2 separate regions of the Homo sapiens genome follow, and region 1 is linked to region 2. Evidence: chromatin loops called from intact Hi-C (ENCODE). Cell type or tissue: GM12878. All regions are shown on one strand. Region 1 holds the start of LOC124909434 (a long non-coding RNA gene). Region 2 has its middle 48 kb from the start of TRC-GCA6-1.

Region 1 (5,000 bases), 1.1 Mb before region 2:
CTAAAATCGACAATTGTCTATTTGTGCCCTTTTAGACTTTTTGATTTGGGCATTTAAGTCTATGAATTTTCCTCTTACCACTGCCTTTGTGGTATCCCAGAGGTTTTGATAGGTTTTGTCACTATTATACTTCAAATAATTTTTAAATTTCCATCTTGATTTTATTGTTCACCCAACACTCATTCAGGAGCAGGTTATTTAATTTCAATGTATTTCCATGGTTTTGAGAGTTCCTTTTGGAGTGGATTTTCAGTTTTATTCCACTTTGATCTGAGAGAATACTTGATATAATTTCAATTTTCTTCAATTTATTGAGACCTGTTTTATGGCTTATCATATGGTCTGTCTTGGAGAATGAATGTTACACGTGCTGATGCATAGAATGTATATTCTATAGTTGCTGGTTAGTATGTCCTGTGGCTTTATTAACTTTTTATCTTGCTGACCTGTCTATTGCTGTCAGTGGAGTGTTGAAGTCCCCCACTATTATTGTGTTGCTGTCTATCTCATTTCTTAGGTCTAGTAGTAATTGTTTTGTAAATTTGGGAGCTCCAGTGTTGGGTGCATGTATGTTTAGGATTGTGATATTTTCCTTTTGGACAAGTTTTTTTTATCATTGTATAATGTCCCTCTTTGTCCTTTTTAACTGCTGTTGTTTTAAAGTTTGTTTTGTCTGATATAAGAATAGCTACTCCTCCTTGCTTTTGGTGCCCATTTGCATGGAATATCTTTTTCCACCCCTTTACCTTAAGTTTACATGAGTTCTTATGCATTAGGTGAGTCTCCTGAGAACAGCAGATGGTTGGTTGGTGAATTCTTTTTCATTCTGCCATTCTGTGTCTTTTAAGTGGAGCATTTATGTTATTTACATTCAACATTAATATTGAGATACATGCTATTCTATTCCTTATGCGGTTTGTTGCCTGAATACCTTTTTATTTTTTCATTGTTTTTGTTTTATCGGTCCTGTGAGATTTATGCTTTAAGGAGGTTCTATTTTGGTGTATTGCGAAAATGTGTTTTCAAGATATAGAACTCCTTTTAGCAGTTCTTACAGTGCTGGCTTGGTAGTGGTGAATTCTCTCAGTATTTGTTTGTCTGAAAAAGACTGTATCTTTTTTTCACTTATGAAGCTTAGTTTCACTGAATACAAAATTCCTGGCTGATAATTATTTTCTTTTAGGAGGCTAAAGATAGGGTCCCAGTCCCTTCTAGTAGGGTGTCTGCTGAGAAATCTGCTGTTAATATGATAGGTTTTCCTTTATAGGTTACTTGATGCTTTTGCCTCACAGCTCTTTTTTTCCCCTTAATCAGAATATGTATCTGGTTTCCAATAAAGTGATTCTTTTTTTTTTTTCTTAATTATACTTTAAGTTCTAGGGTACATGTGCACAACGTGCAGGTTTGTTACATAAGTATACATTTGCCATGTTGGTTTGCTGCACCTATCAACTCCTCATTTACATTAGGTATTTCTCACAGCTCTTAAGATAGTTTCATTCATCTTGACTTGAGACAGCCTGATGAGTGTGTGCCTAGGCGATGATCTTTTTGCAATGAATTACCTAGGTGTTCTTTGAGCTTCTCGTATTTGGATGCCTAGATCTCTAGCAAGGCCAGGTAAGTTTTCCTTGATTATTCTCTCAAGTATGTTTTCCAAACTTGTAGATTTCTCTTCTTTCTTGGAAATACCAGTTATTCTTTGGTTTGGTTGTTTAGCATAATCTCAAACCTCTTGGAGGCTTTTTAAAAAAATTATTTTTTCTTTGTCTTTTTCAGATTAGATTAATTGGAAAGTCTTGTTTTCAAGGTCTGAAGTTTTTTCTTCTACTTGTCGATTCTATTGCTGAGACTTTTCAGTGCATTTTGCATTTCTCTAAGTGTGTCCATTTCCAGAAGTATCACTTTATTATGTATTCTATTTCACCGAAGTTTTTTCTTTTCATATCTTGTATCATTTTTTGATTTCATTAAGTTAGACTTCACCTTTCTCTGATGCCTTCTCGATTAGCTAATAATTGACCTCCTGAATTCTTTTTCTGGCAATTCAGAGATTTCTTCTTGGTTCGGATCTGTTGCTGGTGAGTTAGTGTGATCTTTTGGGGGTGTTCACTTTGTTTTTTCGTATTACCAGGATTGTTTTTCTGGTGCCTTCTCCTTTGAGTAGACTACATCAGAGAAATGATCTGGGGCTCAAGGACTGCTGTTTAGATTCTTTTGTCTCATGAGGGTGCTCCCTTGATGTGGTGCTCTCCCCTTTCCCTTAGGGATGTGGTTTCCTGAGAGCTGACCTGCAGTGGTTGTTATTTCTCTTCTGGATCTAACCACCCAGCAGAGCTACTGGGCTCTGGACTGCTAGTGGGGAGTGTCTGCACAGCATCCTGTGATGTGAACCATCTTCAGTCTCTCAGCCCTGGATCCCAGCACCTGCTCCAGTGGAGGTGGCAGGGGAGTGAAGTGGACTCTGCGAGGGTCCTTGGTTGTAGTTTTGTTTATTGTACTAGTTTTGTGTTGGTTGGCCTCCAGCCAGAAGGTGGCGCTTTCAAGAGAGCATCAGCTGTGGTAGTATAGGAAGGATCAGGTGGTAGGTGGGACCATAGAGCTCCCAGGAGAATATGTCCTTTGTCTTCAGCTACCAGAGCAGGTAGAGAAAGACCATTAGGTTGGGGCAAGGTTAGGTGTGTCTGAGCTCAGACTCTTCTTGGGTGGGGCTTGCTGTGGCTGCTGTGGGGTATGTGGGTGTGGTTCTCAGGCCAGTGGGATTATGTTTCCAGGGGTATTATGGCTGCCTCTGCTGCATCATGCAGGTCACCAGGGAAGTGGGAGAAAACTGGCAGTTACAGGCCTCATGCAGCTCCCACGTATCCCAAAAGGCCAGTGTTACTCCTACCGTGCCCTCTCAATAGCACTGAGTTTATTTCCAGGCAGCGGGTGAACAGAGCTGGGAACTTTCCCCAGGCCACCAGCCTCCCCGCTGAGAAAGCATGCAGGACTTTCAGGTTCTGTGTTTCCCCACCTGCCGCAGCTTCTGTGCTGTGTCTGCACTCCCTATTCGCCCCCTCCCCCAGGTTCTGTCCAGGAAACTGCGTTTGGTCAAAATGGTTACAAAGTTCAGCTGGAAGTTTCCTTCTCCCTGTGGTCTTTTCCCAGTTCCTCTGGCAGCCCTCTCCAAGGACCCCTGTGAGACAAAGTCAGAAACGGCTTCGCTGGGGACCAAGAGTGCCCACAGGGCTCTTCCTGCTGCTGCTTCTACACCTGTATTTCACTTGGCTCTCTAAATTTGTCTCAGCTCCAGGTAAGGTCAGATCCTTCTGTGATCTGGACCTTCAGGTTCCCCAGTGAGGGTGTGTGTTTGGGGGCAGATGATCCCTCTTTCACACTTTGGGCACTCAGAGTGTTTTGGCTGTCTCCAGGTGCCTGCAGCAGCAATCCGCTTCCTTCAAAGGATCTGTGGATCCTCTCGCTTTCCTGGTATGTTCCTGTGGTAGTTCTTGGAGCAAAAGTTCTCTGTATGAGTCTTCACACGCTGCTCTGTCTGTCTGAGTGGGAGCTGCAAGTTAGTCCTGCCTCCTATCCACCATTTCTTTTTCTAGTGTCCTGGCTAGTAATTTCTGAGTGGAATGATGCATCATTTACATGTCACTTCAGCCTAAGGAGTAGAGCCCTCCTGACCTTGGAGCTTCTCTTCTGAGCTCTTGCATTGAGACGCTGGCACCTGTGTACAGAAGCACTGTAAGGAGGATAGCTGCCTGCTGACTTGCTCCGCCTACGGAAGACTTGGTGTCCATTTTGACTTCGCGAACCTAAGGCTTGAACTAGTATAGCCTTTTCTAATTAATAGTACATACAATAACAATGATTGCTTTTTGGTTGTAGTTAGCTAAAAGTTTCGTTAGTTTAGTATTTTGGTTCTAAAACACATTTTAAATTTTCTCTGGTTATACATTCCATGTAGATTAAAGGCATAAATCCATGTAGAATAACAAATGGACCTCATGGTATGGACTCAGCATGATTATGTTCTATGTAGAATCTAGAGACGAATTTAGAGACCCAATTTCAGATACATAATTTCTGTGCAGTTTTTGTACCAATTAGCAAAGAGATGATTGACGGTTGCTAGTCCTGTGAAACAGCAGTAGTTACGCAGTATATGTCCTAGTGGTATGGAGTTTAAGAATGAAAATTTTATCCTAAGACTTAGCCCACTTGTATCGTCACTCTATACGTCATTTATTTTGGGACTCTTCTTGCTTTTAGATGACAATTTACAAAATTATTTGTCATTTCTTTAATTGGTATTTGTACTTATGTCCCACAAACGGCTTAATTTGTGTGTCCATCAGTGGCATGTTAAGCCCACTTTAGCCCATATATGTTACTCAGTGTTGTCAAACGTGTATTTTCTACTAAACGGTATCTATTTCAAGAGTTTGTCAGATAAACTATGCAGAACCAAGATGTCAGTTTTGTGTTTTTATTTCCTATATTGCCTCATTTATAACAATAATATATGATCCTCCAAATTTGCCAGATATTGTTCAAACTGCATTTTCTAAAAGTAGAGATCTTCTGAGGATTTTTTTGTTTTTTAAACTATATATCTATGAATACTTTTAACTACATGTTATAAATAACAAAAACAATTTAAAAAAAGTTGTTGCTTGTGACAACACTAACGTCAAGGAAATTTTGTTTAGATTGGGAAAATAAAACAGGTGTTTCAGTCCAAAAAAAAAAAAAAATCAAAAGGCATTAATATGGCCCCTATTGAAAAGCCCACACTGAGAGGCACTAACTACCCATGCCTTTGCAGTGTGAGGTTAATGGGGGGGTGTCCCCTCAGCAGCTGCCTCAAGCTCCTGCTTTGCCATTAACCAGACTCACTCCAGGATTCCTTGGAAACTGTGTGCCTACCTGAATAATTTATTACCTAGTGATCAATTATTCATAATTCTTTATTACAACGAAATAAAACCTAAAGGTGGAATCATTTTGCC
Region 2 (5,000 bases):
GCATGGTGACCATTTTGCAAATTATGACCTAAGAAATATGAGGGACTTGATTTTAAAAGTCATATTCTTAGGCATCGCCTCAGATCTATTAAGTCAAACTCTGTGGAGATGGGGCCCACAAAATCATATTTTTTTAAACTCCCTAGGAAATTCTGTTACCCATAAAGTCTGAGAATCACCAGTGAAAATGGATACCATGAATAAGTACTGACTATATAATACTGCATTTAAATAAGATTCAAGGATTAGCATAAACGTACATAGGATGTAAGGCCTTGAACATAGTGGTTCTTGTCCCTGAAGAAAAGAGACTATGAACTGCTAACATGTTATTAGCCAAGCGGGACTTTTTTCCCTATACTGAGATGTGAGGATGCTCTTCCAGACCAAATTTAAGATTTTTTATAAATCCTCTCTCTCTCCTACTTAATATAGCATAGCACAAACATCATTCATTAATATTGATATAGCCTCTGTCCTTATTGTTACTGTTTGCTGCATTTCATTTCATTTGTTTTCACATTCAGATATTTATTCCTTGACATATGTTGAAAATTGAATATGAGAGTTTATCCTGGTGAGTCTGTGAAGATAACTGTTGCCATGAAAACCAAATTGTCCTTAGAAGCTGATAAGAAAATGGAAACCTCAATGTGATGAACAGTGTGGAACCTTGAATTCTCACCATCCAGGATCAGCAAGAAGCTTCCACCTTTAAGGTCAACTTCAAGTGATTGGTAGTGGCCTCCTAGGCACTGTGTGGAGAAAGATTCTGAGTCCACACCTAAGCCTAGACCAAGAGAATTAGAGTAGTGGAATTGATCATGGGCAAGGTGGCAGCAAAGTGCCAGGCATTTGCTATTCTTCCTCTTAGAAGTTCAATATTTGCAGTGGAAATATGTTCCAGATTACATAACATGCAAAGTCAGAATTCCAGAAATTTCTCTTTCATATCTGACATTTAATGTAAGAGAAGCAGGATCCAAAAAGGACAAATTTCCAAAGCTACATAACTACTTGACAATGAATACCAATGCTAGAACCATTTCACACCCATAAAATGTCTCACAATGTGACAAATTCCCTTTAACCTTAGCCATATCTGTTACATAGCTTCTAGAAAGAAAGTTGAGAAAATTTCCACCATGCCAAATCAGCAGGCAGTTCTCCTGAACAGTATGTCATGATGCCGTATCCCTCTATCAAGTTGACCCCCAAACCATCAAAAAATAATCTGTAATAGTCCAACCCCAAAGGAACCAAACCAGATAATGACTGAGTTTGCTCTCTTAAGCAGAAATGCATTTCCAGAAAAGGTGGGGAGAAGGGGGCGGTTATCTGGGATAAAGTCAGCTCTGTGAAACAGAACAGACTGAGTGAATGCCACATGTTGTGATGTGCTTTCTTCCCTGGAACCTACTGAGTTGAGGGCTGGAGTATAGGCCTACAGGAGGGTGGTTATAGATTCTCCTTCCCAAATGCACTTTGAAATGCATCTTCATTGAGCCAGTAATTAAAGAAATGCATTTTTCCTGATGATGGACTTCCGCAGATAGAGATGCTCACAGCTTTATAGATCTCTCACATCTCTAACAATTAGATACCATTCCTCTACTCCAGACAACTGAGACTAAAAGGAAAATTAGCATCATAAGCATTTCAGCACCTTCCTTCTCTTAGAACCACTAGATAGTGCCCTTTCATTTCTCTGCTCTTTCCTTCTAATGGTTTTAAATGGATTTCTTAAAAAACAAATCCTGTACAGAATGTTCCTCCAATCTGTAGAGATAAACACAATTGGTGCCCATAAAGAAACTGATGCTCCATACAAGCAGCTTAATCAGAATCATCCTAGAGTGTAGGCATTGTCTACACATGACTACAGAAAGAAAGGGAATGAAAGCAGAGTACAAGGACTGAGGCAAGCTGGAGGTGGTCCCTGCAGCAGTATCCTGTGATGCTTGGCAACAGGAAATGAGATTAAAGAAATGTATCTCATTCCCCAAATATGAGGCTTTTCCAATTTACTACATCTCCTCTATACCTGGCCAGGTGTGATTAACTACAAGGATAAGGGGTGAGAGGAAAGGAGCAAGAAGCTGCAACTAGATCTTCTGCTAGGTTTACAGGTGGGCTCTACTGGCAGCACAGACGCTAGTTTATTCGGGGACCTTGTGCAAATTAGAAAAAGGTAACCCTTGCTCAAAACACTTTACTGCCATCTGCTGGAATGTTGTCAAAATAACTATTCACATCTAGAGTCACTACAAGAAAATATCCCCTGGAGGAGTGCCCTGTTGCTTACAACCCAAACAATTGTAAATTGAGGTTGCCTTGGGAGGAAATCTAGTCTGGCAGGTGAAACAGGAAATCCCAAGACTGTACAAGCATGGTTTTGGGCCAGTCTATATCAGGAGACCACAACATGTAAATCAAGATAAGGCATAAGCCATGATGAAGCACTCCAGGGGGAGCCCAGGCTCAGGAAGCCAGTGGAGTCATTGCCTCTGCAGTGAGGCTGATCATACAACCAGTTGCTGATGGAGGCAGAAGAAACTCAGCAAGTCCGAGACAGGCCCTAGCACCAACCAGACTGAGGGAGTAGGGCAGACTCCAGTGCACAGAATCAGACACAGATCTTCAGAAAATGAACGTAATTGCAAGGAAATAAGTAATTGCAACACAGGCTGTATAAGCACCCCACCATAGAAGTTAGCACAGAGGGCTGTAGGAGCACATAACAGGTGCACTTAACCTCATCTTGGAGTACCTGAAAAGGGTTCCAGAAGAAGCAGTAACTAAGGTAAAACCTAGATAGAACACAGTTCCTGCCCTCAAGGAGTTTAGAGAATAGGTCTGACCTATCTAATACAGTAGCCAGTAGCCACATGTAGCTATTGAGCCCTTGAAATGTGGCCGGTGCAATGGAGGAACTACAATTTTAATTTTATTTAATTTTCATTTTAAAACTGAAGCAATGCAAAATATTTTTTCCATTAAACACAACTTTATTGTTTGGTAGGATTACGTTTCACTCTAACCATTGCATTGGATAAGATATTACTGTTGTATTGTAATGTACATGTATTTTTCTCCTTTTAGAAAAATTACATGTCACCCTCATTATATTTCTATTAGATAGTACTGCTTTAGACCAAAGAGATAGTCATACAGTCTGAAAAGTAAAGTATTCATTATAATGCTGGGATAGAAATAGGCTCACCTAGTACTCACTGTTATCTGGAAATATTAAACAAAATGCTCAGAAGATCCTAGATGGCAGAGAAAAGAACACGTATTAAAAGCAAATGAATGTAGGCTGAATTTATAAATAAATGGGTGGCACATACTTAAGCAGAGAATGTAGAGGAGCACCTCATAATCTGACAGAGACTTGTCCTTACCCTGGGTTAGAGTCTGTGGCTGTTACAGATGTGGAAATATGATGTTCACTTTTATTACATCAGTCAGTGTGCATTAGGCTACAAATAACAAAAAGTCTAACAGCCAGTAGCTTCAACTTTAAAAGACATCCATGGTTTACTGTTTAAAAACCCAGAGGTAAAAAAATCTATGGGTGGCTCAGCAGGTGAAATGTGTCTTCAAAAATTCAGTAACTACTATCCTTTTCTCCACCTTCCGAAGGATTCAGTGTTTTATCATAGACTTGTCACTTGAAGGTCCCAAGGCAAGAAGCAATAGGGGTGGGAACAGCCAAGTTAGAGAATTTTTCCTTTAGGACATTGACATTCCAGTTCTATCCCTAGCTTCCAAGGAGGCAGAGATAGCAATTATCTGGCAAAGGAGAGCCAGAAAGCCATAATATGTTTACACAAATCCTAAGTGTTCCATTGAAACTGGACATATTGCTGCCAGGAATTATACTGTGGTCCTATTAGCAAGGACTAAAGGAAGGTAATGCATAATGTCTGCAGCATTCACTAATTGTTTCATGATATTTAAATCTCCTATATTCTGATTCTTAGCAGGTAGTTGGCTAAAAGACACTTTTAAATGAGAAAACATAAATTTTTTATAATCATATATAAAGGAGGAGAGCTACGAAAACTCTAGCCAAATCAAAGCTGTAGTAATCCAATGGCAACTTGCCTGTGATTCTCTTATTCTCATTCAGGAAAAGTGGTGTTATCTCAGTCCATTATCTTCACTGAGAAGAACAAGTATGGGATTCACAATGACTGAACTGAAAAACTTGTTTTTACTGAGAAAAAAATGAATTGTTTCTAGTATTCTTATAAAGGGATGAGAAACCTGTAAATTGCTCAGCATTATTGAACCAAGAACAAGTTATTTTTCAAATTTTTCCAAGTAACAATGGTTGTAAATGGAATGCTGTCCTCAGTGATTTTAAGACACATTTCTTAAAAAAAAATATTAGGAGCTATAAACTGAAAACTGAAGAGTGGGAAGCAATAATAAATATCAATAATCTTGGCCACTGAGGAAAAGGAATCTCCATGTGATAATCACATGGAAATTCAAATGTGCCTTCATGATATACTTCATAGTATTCTTGTAAACCACTTCCATGGAATGCCTTGCCACCAGGAGAGGCCACACAGATCACCCTCTGCAAGGACATGTCAGTGCAAAGAAAGGAATGACACAGACATAAATCAAATGAAACTGAATTATGTTTAATAATTAGAAGTACATGTGGGCCTTTCATTTCTAAAGGTATTTATTCCATTTCTATTTGTTTCTAGAAGCTAAAGTGGGTCCTGGCAATACAAGAGAAAAGAGCACTAGGTCCTACCCACAATCTGTTCATAGCCTAATGGGAGAGACACATGGGAAAACAAATGCCATTAGAATAACGAGTCTTTTAGTAATAAAGACAAGAGGCTATAAAAATGTCTTGTAGAGGAGGTGATATTTTACTTGAGTTTTTTAAATGAATAAACACTTTCCAGGGAGACAATGAGCTAAAGGAGAGTTCTGGATGAGAACCCAAAGGCAGCCATTTGATAAGCAGAATG

Evidence for each region. A loop is a pair of places that touch in the nucleus more often than their neighbours do. Peaks named below come from ENCODE experiments on the same cell type or tissue, not always from the same donor. Only the 100,000 strongest peaks of a DNase experiment are listed, where the experiment ranks them.
Region 1: a loop joins it to region 2, with 6 times the contacts of the local background. A loop is called at or near these places in 11 of 110 quality-filtered maps.

Annotation. Positions count from the first base shown.
Region 1 is chr3:131,045,234-131,050,233 of GRCh38, forward strand. The region is part of intron 3 of NEK11 (NIMA related kinase 11); the gene reads left to right. It overlaps LOC124909434 (a long non-coding RNA gene), which reads left to right and starts at 2,587. Exons shown (of 2, transcript XR_007096086.1): 1 at 2,587-3,471; 2 at 3,649-4,459. In GM12878, a CTCF peak has its summit at 2,553 (motif pointing right); no DNase peak of the experiment used is centred here.
Region 2 is chr3:132,178,212-132,183,211 of GRCh38, forward strand. No RefSeq gene overlaps it. Among named protein-coding and RNA genes, the nearest start is that of TRC-GCA6-1, 48 kb to the right of the region's middle. In GM12878, a CTCF peak has its summit at 2,220 (motif pointing left); a DNase peak (open chromatin) is centred at 2,240.